Linked DNA regions of Mus musculus: region 1 is linked to region 2. A link is a loop called in an ENCODE intact Hi-C map of the cell type or tissue named here. Cell type or tissue: heart. All regions are shown on one strand.

Region 1 (8,000 bases), 260 kb after region 2:
GAGTTGGAGAGCAATGCAGCCTGGGTGTTGGAAGACAGCTCCACCCCTGAGTCACAGTGCCTCTGGATCCTGCGGTTCCACTCCGTGTGAAAGGTCTTTCTGTAGCATTCTTGCAAGGTGAGTTTTCTAATTAGCTTTCCCTTATAAGGTGCCAGAGGGGACGATTGGTCAGAAGTAAAGTCCATAGATGGGGTAACAGTGGCCAAGAGACTTTTGCCTTAGGCTGCTGGGTGGGAAGACGTCTTCCAGTTGACATCTGGTGAGAATTTAATGACTCAGAACTCTACTCTCCACCCCTGGTCTCTCACCCACCAGCTTGCCTCACTCAGCCAGGCCTGGACTTTGAGAGCATGAAATCATATACATCATGATTACACCTGCATGGTAGCTATACTCAGTGTTAGAGAACATGTTCTTCAAATGGCCAAAAGAGGACGAGAGGACTCCTGAATACCCTTTCTCCCTCACATCTCTGAGAGGAAGCTGTCTTCCAGTAAAGGCTGAGGCAAAACCAGAGAGTGAATGGTCAAGAGATTGGTCAAGAGAATGGTCAAGAGATTAAATAGTAAATGAACAAAAAGGACAAGTGGACATGGTGGTCTTCAGGTATCTAATGGTTCATATGCTACTCCATATAGACTGATGCATTTTTAACACATATAGCTTTAGTATAGAGTCAATAAATATTTCAATGTTAAAAGATAAAATTGTGAAAGAAAAACACTGAATGATAAGTTTATCCATAACTCGTAACATTTAGCAATAATCCTTGTTTACTACTGGGCATTTTTCTTTTTTTTAACATGTCACTCAGATCCTTAAAGAGAGGCTATGATTTTTATTTTACATAGGAATAACTAATGTGCTGAAATGAGTGGAGGAGTCATTCAGGAATGGAGGGATTCAAAAGTTCTTATCTTATGATCTTCACAGATTGCATACTGAGCGTCTAGTCATTCATTTCCAATTTCCTGGTCTTCAAGTTTCTCCCAGTCTTACATTTCTGCCTTCAGAGAGACAAAGATGATTCAGATCCAATGTTAATATAAGCTCAGTCCCTTTAGATGAACATTGATCTTTGTATTAGTCTAAGTGTTGTGATAAAGAAAAGTTTGTGTGTTGTCAGCGAGCAGAGACATCTAAACTCAGTTCCAAGTATGTGGGTAAGACCCTGGTAAATGAAAGGCTGCTTTCTAAGCTAGTTCTTTAACCCGATCCATGCTCAAGTTTATTATTATGCTCCTAAGATTACTAAGGTCTAAGAAGGGAAGAAAATAAGATAGCTCTAAGAACGGTTTTGTGGAATCTGCAGTCACTCCAATCCAGGAACATGGAAACGAATTAGAGCCGCCACTTTATCTATGCTAGTAGTCAAGTGTGGTGTAGAGGCAATTTCAACATTCAAATTATATCACATCTTATGATGAAATAGGAATTGCCCATGGACCAATTCTTTTTCTATGATCACCAGACACCAGGACAGGAAAAATCTTCCTAGAATAGATAAATATTGATTAAGATTTAAAAATGCCCCCGTTTCCAGGAACAGATACCGTCACTTGAAACTACATCCATCTTCAGATTGGGGAAGCTAGTGTGTAGGGAAAGAAAAGGATTTCTAGGCTTTGCATTTGTATTGCTGGCCTGGGATTTTTTTTACTTTAGGTCACCCTTTATCTAGGAGAAAACATTGTTTCATTTGGACCAGAGGAATCGATAAAGGAGCCCATGGAAAAATGGGTGGCTTCTGCCTTTTTGTTGACATGCAACTCTGCTCAGGAAGCTAGAGAAGAGTCCTTGGAACACATTTGGAAATAAGAATTTGGCACTAGTGTTCTCTGTGTTAGATTAAATTATGGCGAACTGTGGATTATCAGAGGTAGAGAATGGCCCATGCAGGTGACTGGTAAAAATACCCTTACTATATTATTTAAAGCCTGCTGGGAAATGATGGCAGTTGAAATGGAAATGATTATAATTCCTGCTCTCAGCACATCCTCTGTGCCGCTCTACCTCCTTATTTTCTCCATAAACCTGTAAAAGAGGTTCCATTTCTTCCATTATACACAGGTAAGATTGAATTCACAAGAAGGCAAACAACTCTTCTAAAATCACTCAGGTAGTCATTAACCCTGCTAGAGTAGAGCTTGTGAAATTTCTTTCTCTGCTCACTCTTTTGTTTTGTTTTAGAGTCTTGGGTTGGGTGCATTACAGAGACTGCAACTGAATCATGGAATCTAAACCACTGAGCTGAGAGGCCCTCGCAGGTAGACCCCAATGTTCTAGGTAGACCCGGATGTGCTGGCAGACATCACTGGATGGCCTTTTGCAGCTAAGGCTAGTATTCTAAACACAAGTGCTGCCCTCATGATTTATTTTTAATGCATCCTCTAAGAGAGACGTTCTCAACCTTCCTAATGCTATAACACTTTAATACAGTTCCTCATGTTGTGGTGACTCCTCTAACCATAAAATTATTTTTGTTGCTACTCCATAACTGTAATTTTGATACTGTTATGAATCATGAGGTAAATAACTGTTTTCTGATGATCTTAGGTGACCCCTGTGAAAGAAACATTCAACCCCCGAAGGGGAGGCAACGTACAAGTTGAGAACCACTGGTCTAAGTGATGCTGGGAGAAGCTGGTGTCACAAGACCAGGGGTGGAATTAGGAGGACTGTACCTGTTTTCTGAATCTGTCAGGGCACATCAGAAGTCACTTATCTTTCCTCAGCCTCTAACAAGTCATTTTGTTTAGAAAAAGAGATTATCATTAGACAGAAATGGCACCAATATCCTGACACCTGATTAAAAGCAGAATGGAGATAAAATGATTTCTCTCTCCTTCCTGGTCTGGGAAGCCAACATTGCTCACCCTCCAGCCCCCAGGGAAATGGCTCTGTCCCAGCGGCAGCCTGCTCTTTACTTTGAAGTTGCTGTTTGCATTTGGAGCTCCAAAAATGTTTGTGCTCACTGCTGCTGCAGGCTGGCCCAGCAAAACTGCTCATGCTGAGACCATGGCTGGCTTCCCGGGTGAAAAAAAAAAAAAAAAAAACCACGACAGTTAATTACATCAACCCAATTAGCAGAAGCACCCACCTTGTGCAAGCAAGGCTCACCTGCAGACTCACCCGTCTGGCAAAGGGCCCCCAGGCTTTAGTGGGGAAGCTGCTGAACTGAGAGACTAAAGTGTTTACCAGTGACCTCCTTTCAGTACCCTCTTGTCTTCCAGATAAGTAAAGGAACTGGAAGAGAACCAATCTCTTACGCCATAGTCTGCCGAGCAGCCTGCAGATAGTAATGGCTTTCAGATTGTTCCACTGGGCAGGGACAGAGTCTTCCCTCAGCACCTACCGGTGATCAGAGGTGGAACACGATCAGATATTGCCTTTGGTAATGAGGTTGTTTGCTTGCCTCTAACAGAGCCCTGAAGAGACAGAGCCCTCTCTGAAAGGCAGGCTGGGGAAACGTGACAGCTGTTTTCCTTGGCTCCGAGCTCACACTTTCCACCTTCACAAGGAATCCACGGTGCTGGGTTCAAAGATGAGATCCAGTCACTCATTAGCTGCCTACCAGGACCCAGTTGCTTAAACTCTTGGAGCTCTGATATGCTGTTTGCTGAAGGTGCGAGTGAGCACACTGTAGGGCTGAAGAACCATCCAGTGATTGTCATCAAGTAGGGAGAGACTATCTCCAAAGGGCAGCCCTGGGATAGAACTGTTCCATGTTGTGATTGGCCTGCTGGCCAGAGGACAATGCATTTGTCAATGGCAAAGAGCTATATGTTGAGACATACAACTTTTGCAGAACAATCCCCCTGTAAAAGTTGATGAAAGTCACTTTCAAATTTCAGTAAAGGGAATAATGATGATAATAGACTCAAAAGTATCAAGCAGAATGTATGGGCCATGTAGGTCCTATGTATGTACCAATGGCTTCCCTTTCTCCCCAAGCCTGCTTTCCTTATCTTTCAAATAGGAATTCAAATATTATTTCCTCTAAGAGTAAAAATTCATCTTTTTAATCATGTGATGGTAGCGGTAACGGTAAGATTATTGGTGTAACTATTTTCTCTACATTCATTAGTTAATATGTCTTAAATGTCCTTGTTGAACTGGGTCCTGTCACCAGCCCTGCTGTAAAAAGCATAGCACAGGGCCAGGCGTGGTGGCGCACACTTTTTATCCCAGCACTTGGGAGGCAGAGGCAGGTGGATTCCTGAGTTGGAAGCCAGCCTGGTCTACAGAGTGAGTTACAGGACAGCCAGAGCTACACAGAGAAACCCTGTCTCCAAAAAAAAAAAAAAATCAAAAAATAAAATAAAATAAATATAATTTAAAAAAGCATAGCATAACAGTGCCCCCCACCTAAGGCAGCTCCCAGCTTAAGAAGGGAGGTAGACTGAGTAGTAAGTACTTCCATATTACGAATGCTACTGTGTGAAGTTCAGTAGCAACAGAAGGCACCTCAGTGCTGGATAAGGGAAACAGAGAAGACATCCTGGTAAGAGGTTATCCCAAATGAGAGTTGGGTGAAGGGAAGTAGCAGAGAGACCCACAGAGAAGCTGGGGAAGCAGTCACAGCAGGCTGATAGATGCTAGAGCAAGGGAGTCTGGGAGACTACTTAAGAATGTATCATCTATCCATCTGCTTAAGGGCTCAGAGAGTCATCTTCGTGGTTACACAAGGTGGTTTGCTAAGTGTCTTCTCCCATGTGTTCCCATGTGTTTCAATTCTTCGGGTTCCTGTAACTGGGCCTCAGTCCTCAGCTTCTGCGTGAAAATCAGGGTCAGAACTTAAGGGAAAGCTTCCCTGTTGAAAAGCATGAACTTTTAAGGTTTTTTTTTTTTCATTTGCTTTGCATAATCAATCACTCACCTGCAAACCTGGGGGTTTCCCTATCAGATGACAGGTGACAGGAGTCATGGAAGGGATTCAAATCCTCTAAGGTGGCTCAATGATGTCAACCCAATTACCCGAGACAGCTTATCTGCACAGCAACGGCCCTCGGGTGTCAGTACCTGTGTGGACTTGGGTGGAATTCTTTGCTGGGACACTTGGCTGACAGCAAGTCTGCTCATCCCTGCCTCTTCCTGTCCTCCCCCCACCCCTACCCCCAACTGCAGAGGAAAGCAGCACCAGCCCCTCTCCACAGCCCAGAGACCTTGCCTGAGTTCTGGAGATAACAATATGCATAGCACCTTTTGTATGCTGCTAAAGAAAGGCTTCAAGGGTCGGTGCTGATATCCCACAGTCCTGCACCCGGGTTAATCCACCCGTTAAGTCATTTCAGCCTATTCCGCAAACAGCTGCTTCTCTTGCTTCCACACCTGTGCTGCCCCGCCCTTTCCTGCTTTGACCACCTCTGTTTCTTTTCTAGAACTCATGTGGCGTCTTCACATTCCAGACTGAATGGGGGAGGCCAAGCATGGAGGGTCTGTACTATGCTTTTACTTGTCTTGCGAGGTTAGAATGCATTGGGTTTTAGATATTGCAACTAGGATCCCTTTGGAAGACCTAGGACATTAAACATGTGGACTTAGTGGGCTTGAACACTCCTAAAGGTGTTATCTACCTTTAACCATCTGTGATCATGTAAATTCTGACTCGATATAGGATGACCTGTTCAAGATCCTACATCCATTGCACATCAAACCAGGGTATAGTAGCATACTCTACAGGAGATGTGCTACAGAACCACAGAAAGGTCTCAGGCAAAGATGGGATACAGGAGCTTAGTTTCTCCTTCCCTATGATAAAAAACCAAGTCCCCAGTACAGTTCTGTGAAGAATGAGGAAAATAGTAAACACACACACACACACACACACACACACACACACACAGAAATGCATGCACATGGGAGGAACTTCCCATAGGATATTTCAACATTCAACAGTAACTATTACACTTGCAACAGTGGCCCTCTGCTGTGTTACCAAACAAGATGACAACAGCAAAGTTCTATTCAAGCACACAGCAAGGAGGAGATCCATCTGATAACACAGCCACATTGTAGGTTTGTTACTGAAGAGGAAGGTGCTGACCTTACTGGGCTCCTTTGTTTCTACAGGGAATTAGACAGAGGAAGTGGAATAACCGGTCTGGGTCTTTGAGCTTGGGGTGTGGCAACCCTAGCACTTAAAGTATCTCCTTTAAATTTACTGATTCATCTCTTTGTACCCTTTCTCTATTTCTAAGATGTTGGAAGAGAATTTCTCCCCCTGGAGATAGCATAGCTGTGGACAGAATATCATAGACATAATGGAGGGAGGAGAGAGCACTTCTCTTTTCAGAAGCGATGCTATTATTTTCAATGAGACGGACTAGAACCCTTCCTCTGTCTTCTCTGAAGCTCCCTCGTCTTCATGACTAATTTGGGGATCCACCTACTCTTAGGACCAGTGGTCTAGTAGTAAGGAAGAAATCTCCCAGGCACTTCCTTGGTCATAAAGGGTGCAGGTCTTTGACATCAGAAGTGGGTGCCTCCCTCTATACCATTTTTCGGAATCTTGGGGCAATTTAGTCCTGGGATGTGACTCGATTCCTGCCCTGTTATGAAATGCCTGTGCCAGCTTGGCATAGTCACCTGCCTCATTTGCATTTCTCCACATGTGGCGTTCTCATGCCTCTGTGCACATTGCTTTCCTTAGCTGTAGTTTATGCAATGCCTTACTTCCCTGCATTAAGATCTCTGGTTTTTGGACTCCATTTAAGTTTAGGCAGAAAATCAGATTCTGGTCTCTTACTTGACATTGCCTCATGAACTCTGAGAAGAAATCTACTTGTAGCATCTTATTGAGTCTGGTATGCTTTTTCCAATGTCTCTCAAGTCCTGAATCACTGAGTTAGAATGAGTACCTCTCAGTCCATTGCCCTTCACACAGCTTGCTCATTTCTTGTTTTAGTAGCACGTGCATGAGTTCATGTATTCATTCAGTGAGCACTTCTGATTTTCCTCTATGATATGTGCCTCTTCAGGCTCTGGAAATAGAGTAGTGATTATATTTCCATCCTTCGCAAAGGAATGCAGTCGGTAAATAAAGTAAGTCAAGTCAATTCTGAGCAGAGCGCTTGGTACAAAAGCATGAAAACGTTAAGAAGAGAAAGACAATGATATTGATGACTGCAGAAGTTTAAATAGAAAGAGATACTATAGCCAGTTGACCCAAGAAGGTAGACTATGATCTCCCACTTGCCAAAGATGGGATACATGGAAACATATGAGCATGCTCCAGGTGTAAGTAACAAAAATGTAAAGGCAGGAGTGTGACAGTCACTACGAGGAACAGTAAGGAGGCCAGCACCACTGACTATAGCATAGAGAGTATTGGAAACAAAATAGAAAAGTTTCTGGCTCCAATGTCATAAGAAATTATAACAACTCGGCTGGTGAATAGGAAAAATATTAAAGGATGTTGTAGATTAACAGGGTTTGACTTGTGTTTTTTAAGTATTGTCCATTTCTGTGCTTGGAACCTACCGAACAGAGACAAGAAAAGAAGCAAAAAGAAATGCTAATGGGTTACTTTCAGAGAAGACATGTTGATTGCTCCTAGCAAGGTGCTGAGAATCATGGTGACAGAAAGGTAGTGTGTGTGAAGAGCAGGAGTGGTCACGCTGGGGAATTATGGGTATAAGGAAGGTCATAGACAGAAGGGTAGGGCAGTCTGTTCAGGAGAGAGTTTGGATTTAGCATAGGATGGTAGGCAATCATAGAAGACCTCCTAGAGGAGAAAGCATATCCCAGGGTGAAGCAGATACATGAGGTAGAGTGACCAGCTGTCCATGCTCCCCCTGGACTGCACTGCTTTTAACACCTCTGTAGTGTGGAAATAGTGGTAGTGGAGAAAGGATGAGAATGTTCCAAAGTCTATGGGTGGCCCAGGACAATTGGTCTTTGTTCGATATGGCTGTAAGAAGCCAAAAGATTGATCACCCTTGTAATTGAAAAGAACAGCCTAGAAACATCCCATCAATTAGACTGGAGATTCTAGGCAA
Region 2 (8,000 bases):
CATTTACTACCTTATATTCTAGAAGGTTCCATTTTGGTTTGAATAGTCGGGAGTGGTATAAGCCATATTGAGCCAGACAAGATGGGGCCTATGGTCCAGTTGCCCTGAACTCAGCTTCTCTGATAAATAGTGACCAAAGTCACAAACTGTAATGGCTGGAGGAACACACAGGTCATGAACTGTTCATAGTAACATCTGTTTTACATCACCCTACACTTCCTGTTCTCTCCTTGAATGGTAGAATTATTTTCCTATCCAAAGCAGGAAAATAATGATAAAAGTTTGCAGCCTAGACCAGAAAGTGCATAAATGATAGCAGTTGTGTGATGCATGTTGCAGATTTCAGGGAGAATTTCTGTGCTGAATACTTGAGTTAGGCTAAGCATGTTGACTGCTCGAAGTGGAGAAGGAAGGCATATTTCTTCCTGGGACATTATGCCAAGAGCTCTACATACTAAACATTATTGTTTCTCTGTTGTCCTACTTCCTGCTTCCTACAATGCAAGTGTGTTCACAAGCATCCTTTAGATGTGTAGGTTGGAAAGGTATAGTCGTCGCCATTCATTTTCCCAGGTCATGGATGCTCATGTGCTCTAATGTGTTTGTCATCCTGAGGAGCTTGCTTTTCTCCTTTAAGTCAAGTTAACTCTGTTTATTAACTAAGTAGTGGGAACCAATATCATTCATAATTAATCTATTGCCACCTAATAATCTGCCTTCTGTACTATATATATGTGTATATATATATATATAATTTTCTATAACAACTGCTGATATAATGGCATATGCTCTAAATTATTTTAAACTTAAACCTTTTAAATTAAATTCTAAAACTTGTAAGTGAAAATATGTATGAAGAGTACTTGAAGACTGGTTATGTGGAAGTCCATGACGTTGAACCATGATATAAATTACTTTGACAAGTTCTTTCTTCTTTTCAGCAAGCACTTAATTATAAATACAAGGCGAAAGGTGAGCTCAGAACTTACCACTTCAGATCTGGTACTTGGGCCAGCCATCCTGGCAGAGTCATCCCAGGGTTAGAAATGGAATCTCAAACCCCACCCTGGAAATAACCAACCAGATTTTGCATGGACAAGAATTTCAAGTGACTCGCGGGTTTATTAAAATTTAAGACAGTCTCCACTAGAAATCCTAGTCCTAGTCTTTCTTAATTTTTCACGATTGAGGACTGAACGCAGGGCAGGGCCTTTTCCACACTAAACATGTGCTTTGGCATTAACTCTATTACCCCCTCCCATTCTTGTGTTCTGGGGGACAGCTTAAGCTGCCTTTGGCTAGGAGATCATTCTTTCTATGCCTTCAGAGATTCATCTCACAACTAAGAGTAGACAGGCCCTGTGTGATGAAACTCCCCCAAGTCCATGGCCATAGGAAATTGATTATTCTCAATTTAAGAACTTTATAATCAGGTCATCTGTATTTGCTCAGAGGAAGAAAGCCAAACACTTGATTCCAATGAGCAAATCTATAATTAATTAGTGAAACGATCTTTGCTCAAGTTTAACATTTTTTTTTAGAGCAAGCTGTCAGATTTGGCTGGAGCGCAGGCCGGCATGTGTGTGAGTTTCACAATTCACAGATGTTAGACACGCTCAGTCTGAGTTAAGAAAGAGAATGTCAAGTTTTAAATAGCTTCTCCCTGGCTGGAACAACAAATAAAACATCTTTATGAACACATTTTGAAGCAGAATTTCTTACAGGAAAATGTCAGATTTCTCTTCAGCTTGTCTCACAACTTTGACATTTTCTGATGTCACTAGTTTGCAGGTGTCTATGGCTGTGGCATGAATGGAGATATGTACGTAACATGTCAGTGACACTTGGGCACACAGCTCTAGTTCCCTCTTGGACTCTATTCTAATTTAGCTTCTGAATCATATTTCATTCAATTTCTAAATCCACAGAACCAGGATTGGTTTACAGCCTACATTCAGAAAGGAAACAAATTCATTATCATGGAGACTTTGCCTGATAATATATAATTCTTTACAATATAAAGAATGTCAGATTTTATAGTAAAGTAGGTAGAAGGAGACTAAAAAAAGTTAAAAGTGAGGCATAATAGAATGAGACAGAATGATAAGAGTTTGAAATAAACTTTATTTTTCCCCATTGACAGGCCATCTAAAATAATTCTAAATAAATATGAAAACAATAAAACAATTAGGAAACATTGTAAAAGAATATTAACTCCTATTTTTATATCACATAAAAATCCTATTACTTATATCTGTATGGTTAAAAAAAATCACTGCAGGCTATTTTCTTTTATTTGGGACAGAAACTATTTCTAAATACATATACATGATCTCTCTCTCTCTCTCTCTCTCTCTCTCTCTCTCTCTCTCTCTCTCTCTCTCTCTCTCTCTCTCTCTCTCTCTCTCTCTCTCTCTCTCGTTGAAATGAAGAGTGAGTTCTAGGTTAAATATAATCAAGGAATTTCCCTGTCTTTGCTATTTGAGATTGTGACCACAACAGGCGGTTGGCTGAAAGGGAGGCAGAAGGGGGTGGGGGTGGGGCAGGGAGAAGCCGAGAAAAAAAAAAGTCTCCTAAGCGTCTCTGCAAAACATTGTAGCCACAGCAGAACTGACAGGAGCTCTCAAATCAAGTCAGAATACAGATACAAGGAGATGTTATTCAGTTGGAGCAAGGGGGACATTTATTAGCTCAGTGACAAGTCCTGGCTTCTGTGATTAAACTCTGATGCCATTCATACCAGCACCCAATCCCAAGCAAGATCAGAAGTTCAGAGATGCCTACAAATTGCCAACAAGTGTGGCCACTCTACGTCAAGGGCTCTAAAACTGTGGCAGAGAGGAAGAACAGCTTTACAGGGGGTGCCCAGCTGGTAAGAATTGACGGTTTATGATGCTCTGGTTACTTGAAGACTCTCATTGGCTGAAAGGAAGAAACGCCCCGCCTCTTTGCAAATCTGAGTAAAGGGGGGAAGTGTCTAAACTTCTATGTCTGATGGCATTTGACCCTATTGCTTTCAGCCTCCTGGCTACATACCTAGATATTCTCAGGTGTATATGTATATTTTATAGAATTGCTTCCCATCTGTTGGTATCAAAGAGAGTTGAAGGAAATGAATTTTGAAACTTCACGGTGTGCCACCCTACAGTACTGCCCCGACCCTTACATCCAGCGGTGAGTTTAAATCTGACCTGGCGTCTGTCAAAACTGAACTGGTGTGCCTGGTGTATTCTGAGTGTTTCTGCTGTGTACTGAAGAAGCCCTCCTTGTTTAGCGAGCATAATAATACTACTTTGGACTTTGTATGGACTTAAAGTGGTTTGTAGATATCTTTTCTACAGTTATCTTATACTTTATTTCTTGAGTTACTAAGTGACAAAGTTTGAAGACATCCATGTTTTTAAATTTGTCACACTATTGTACTCTATAAGGAGAGAGAGTGGGGGAGAGAGAGAGAGAGAGAGAGAGAGAGAGAGAGAGAGAGAGCATGTAGCTCGGGTAGAAGATGTGGGAGGGTCAGGGAGATGTTGGAGGTTGGAGGAGGGGGATGAGATTATCAAAGAATTAATTAAAATATTACTTAAGATTGTCACACCATTTTAAAATGTTAAAAAATTTTAAAATGTACCACGTGCCATGCTCAGTCCCACCCACCAAAGAAAAAGAAATTTCATTGGACAGGGATATAATAATCTATTGGGCAATTTTCAAGTCAAAATAAACATTGGAAATTTTGATTTTTGTCTTAAAACTAAATAGCCATTGTTATGTGAAGCAGATTGTGGCTTGTCATTTTAGCTCTAAAGAATATTTTCTCTTTGATTTGTTTCAAAACAAACATCATCTTTTGACAAATATGACTTCCTAAAACCTGTGATGAAACTGAATTTTGTTTGTGTTTGTAGAAAAATATTTACCTTGCACTGAGAAGGAGTATTAGCAAGAGTTCACAATAGTGTGCCTCTGTCGGGGGAAGAGACTGTTTCAAATTAGAGTTTGCTATTTTTAAACTGGTAAATGAAATCCGAAGAGCGTTTCCCGTGTAAAGTTATGGGAGACATTCACACCATACAAAGCACTGTGATGTTGTTAATTTAACGGCATGAGATTTGAATCTGGAATTTGGTACTTTGTAAGACTTAGGAAAACGGCATGGTTAGAAAGGGGTTAAAGTGACACTTGCCACCTGTGCCTACTGGAGGCTCACACTAGAATCTGAGCCCTGGCTCTGGGCAGGACTAGGTTACCATAGCATTGCCTTGGATTGTGAAAGGCTATTTATTTTCACCAGTATAATTCACTCTCTTGTTGGCCTGACTCTTCCTCTTCCTGTGAGGTTTCTGGTGGGAAAAACAGACGAGGAAAGATACATGAAATGGAGAATACAGAAAGAGAAGACAGACTACAAATTCAAAGGAGAGCAACCCAACCAGATTGCTAATATCTCCCAGGTTGAAATGTGAAATGTGAATGGTTTCTTAACTCATTCGTCCGTTGTTTTCTCTACAAGTGTCTGTCTTAGGAAAAAAACAAATGGACCCTATCTTCTTAGATGACCTAAACAAGAAATTTAGTTGGAGCTGGGGACAGGAATGACAGACAATAAAGCCCAAGTATTGAGATCTCAAAGACCTTCCTGCAATCACCAGCTTCAGAATCAACATTTCTAAGAACCCAGCTGTGACTCAGCAGCAGCCCTTACCATGTCTCCTCCTGGCCCTCTCCTGAGGACTGCATTGGATTCACAGCAGCATTACAGATTCCTAGCTTATGGACTAGTGCGCTCCTTCCCTCCTATACACATCCATCTGCAGGCATTTCTGGTGGTGGATCACACACACACATGTGTATGTATGTGTGTGTGTGTGTGCGTGTGTGTGCGTGTGTGTGTGTGTATGATTTATAAATTATATACATTTATAAATAAATATATATATATAATATATAAATTGAAATGATTTTAAATTTTAGAGTGCCTTTATTTCAGTAGTCTTCCCAACTTGGGAGAAGGCACAAGAATAAGTACAGAGCTGTGAGACTGGTTTAACATGGTCTTGGAAGATTGATAAAAAATATTTTCTTTAGCCTAAACTGTCTCCTCACTTACAATAAAAATGTAACCATAAAACAGCCCAGAAAGATGGAAGTGCGGATACGAACCCTCCTTTGGAAAGGTGCATGCGTACAAAAGTTCATGAGAATGAGAATATGGTGGCTCATGGCTTGTATTCCCAGTGCTCAAGAGGCTGAGGCAGGAGGATTGCAAATTCTGGGCCAGTTAAAGAGATCCTGTCTGAAAAGAAAAACTATCCATTGTCATCATTATTGACATCTGATTATCAAACTTACATATTTGATGACTCAATGACTCCTTAGGCATTTAAACTTTTATATAGATTAGCTTCCCACAGGTTACTATTACTTCTTCTTAGAGAATCAATAAGGAAGTGAAATATTACTGGGGAGAGAGGAATTGGAAGAGGGGAAAATATGATCAAAATATATTGCATGAATATGTTTCTTCAATAAAAAAAGAAAACCGTATATGAGCACATGGAACCCAGCACTGTTCTCTCTGCTGTCCAATGGGTGAATACTGTGAGTTGATTTTTTTCTAAGCAGACAACGCTGGTAGTTCTCAGTTTACAAAATCTATTTTAAGAAAGACCAAATTTAATCATTCCATAATCATAGTCATCTACATACTTACACTTGTCTTTGCTGACCTTGTCTTTGAGAGAAGCCCAAAGACGACTTTGGATGTTATTGTTGTATTAAGGATAGGGTAGGCTGATACTTTTAACTCCATGCTATGGTGATTCATGAATTTCTTTTTTATATAGAATAGAGCCCACAGCATGCTTTTATGGCTAATTGATGAGTACCAAAAAAGAACTGTTTAAATATACACTTTAAAGCACTATAATCTACTAACAATTTCTCAGGTTTTTTGTCTTCTTTCCATCAGAACACATTAAGGATTTGGTTGTGTTCTGAATCAATTTTAATTTATGTCAGTCTTTGCAAAAACTCTTCTAAAAAAAAAAAAAAAGAAAGGCATCCATCCATCCATAGAACGTATTATATTTGCATTTGGAGATATTGGTGATTACAAAAAAAAAGAAAAGGTGGATAAAAGGACAAAGTCTGTCATTTCATTCTCCATCGAATTTTTAAAAAGATCCTAGAGCAAGAATAAATGGTGCAAAATCAGCAAGTAAGTCAGTGGATTAATTTCCTAGTAAACAAACCTTCGCACAGTAAGTCTATCTGCTATTTTTCACCAGATGAATACTCAAAAGAAATGTAAAAGCCAATATCTAGACTCCAAGTTGCTGTTTGTGGTATAAATTGTGTCCCTCACGTTACTTTCTCTAATAATTAGCGTCTAGCTTGTTAAATACACTTTAATTCCACTCTGTGACACATTCATTTCTTTTGAAATATCTTTTCAAATTTTAAGCCCATGACAATTAAAATAAATAAAGATTACATTTTGAAATATTGTGATAATTGAAGTAAAAAGAGGTAGACATCATTACAATGTGATCCATTTATACAATATTCGTACTCCTTCTCTCAGCCTCTATTCAAAGGCTGAGGCTAAAACATCAGAAGAGTGTTTCTCATATAAATCAGTCTTTTGTTTGTTTGTTTGTTTGTTTGTTTGTGTGTTTCTGCTTAAAGGTTGACTTTATTAACCCTGCTTTATAATAGATCCTAAGTGGAAGGGTGGTGACGGAGCAGGACCAGAGGAAGCCCACTTCCTTTGTGTGAGAAAACTCATATAAAGGCAGAAGTGTGTCTCGCACCGGCATCGCCGTTTGGCCTCTTCTCGCACGGGCACCCTTCTTACTCTGTGACCAGGCGAGCTGGCTTCCGCGGATGGCATTGACGCTTCCTCTGCCCTCGGCATTTGTATTAATGTCAAGCAATGAGAACATCAGGCAGAGAGTCAGAAATCAGAGTGGACTTAGGCTATACTTTCTCTGACGGACTTCTTGTTGAGCTTCCTACTAAAGCATGCAGGCCTTGTAAGAAGAGCTTCCCACAGGCTCACGTTTTTGAAGCAACGGCTGTCGCCTTTTCTTTAGTGTTTCATGTAATGAGTACTTGTAGTCACTGCTAATTCCAGGGAGTCACAACAGAGCCATTACTTCTAATTACAGTTAGAATTAAAAACAAAGATGAAAAACTCTTTGTGTGTTCTTAGGAAGACTGCCTAAATAAATAATACATAATATCATTTCTGGTGTTGGATAACAAATATGTCTCTATCTTTTGATGGGGAAATCAGACTCGGTCTTCTCTAATGATTAGCTTTACCTTGCTGAGAGTCTGTAATAGGTCCAGCATGTTGCAGTTTGCTTATATTGTCCAAATTCAGTTCTTATACAAAGTGAGACCTAGGACAGGAACAAATAGACACACTTCAGTTGAAAGAATATCAACTTATAATTTATGTATATAGCCTAATATCAGGTACAGTTATGAAGAAGTACTACAGTTGCTTTACCACCATGCTATTATAATTCCCTGTGTTGCTTTTTCTGGCACATTTGAATGTTCTGGGGATAGGGAAATTTATCAGTAAAGTGTGTATATACCATGTGTGAAAGATCTAATTTATAGCTCCACCTTTAAGATCATCTTATTATATGACTGTCATGAATTTCTTAAACTGTCTGTATTACAACTTCTGGGAGTTGAGACCGTGACCTTCAATCTACAGCTCCCAAGGACTCTAAACTAAGCATAAGCCAGTTCAACTCTAAAAAGCACCTCGTTCCTGCATGGTTCACTTCTGCTATCTTGTGTGTAGTGATAGACTGTTCCTGTCCCACAGACACGTGTGTCCTCACCATGGACACAATTCAATGTACAGTAACCATCAAGGACATTATACTTTACATGTCATTTTCCTCCTTATCTAGTGTAAATTAAAAATGAGGATCAGGATCACTACAGGTCTTAACATTGTCTCATCCCTCTGAATGTTT

The links. Peaks named below come from ENCODE experiments on the same cell type or tissue, not always from the same donor. Only the 100,000 strongest peaks of a DNase experiment are listed, where the experiment ranks them.
Region 1: it touches region 2 in a loop (2.3-fold over the local background); 3 of 42 quality-filtered maps call a loop at or near these places.

Annotation. Positions count from the first base shown.
Region 1 is chr16:25,942,299-25,950,298 of GRCm38, forward strand. No RefSeq gene overlaps it. Among named protein-coding and RNA genes, the nearest start is that of P3h2, 160 kb to the right of the region's middle. In heart, a CTCF peak has its summit at 3,353; a DNase peak (open chromatin) is centred at 3,363; H3K27me3 peaks cover 902 bases.
Region 2 is chr16:25,681,178-25,689,177 of GRCm38, forward strand. It overlaps Trp63 (transformation related protein 63), which reads left to right and starts at 2,588. Exons shown (of 14, transcript NM_001127259.1): 1 at 2,588-3,174. The coding sequence starts at 3,113. In heart, no CTCF peak of the experiment used is centred here; no DNase peak of the experiment used is centred here; H3K4me3 peaks cover 638 bases.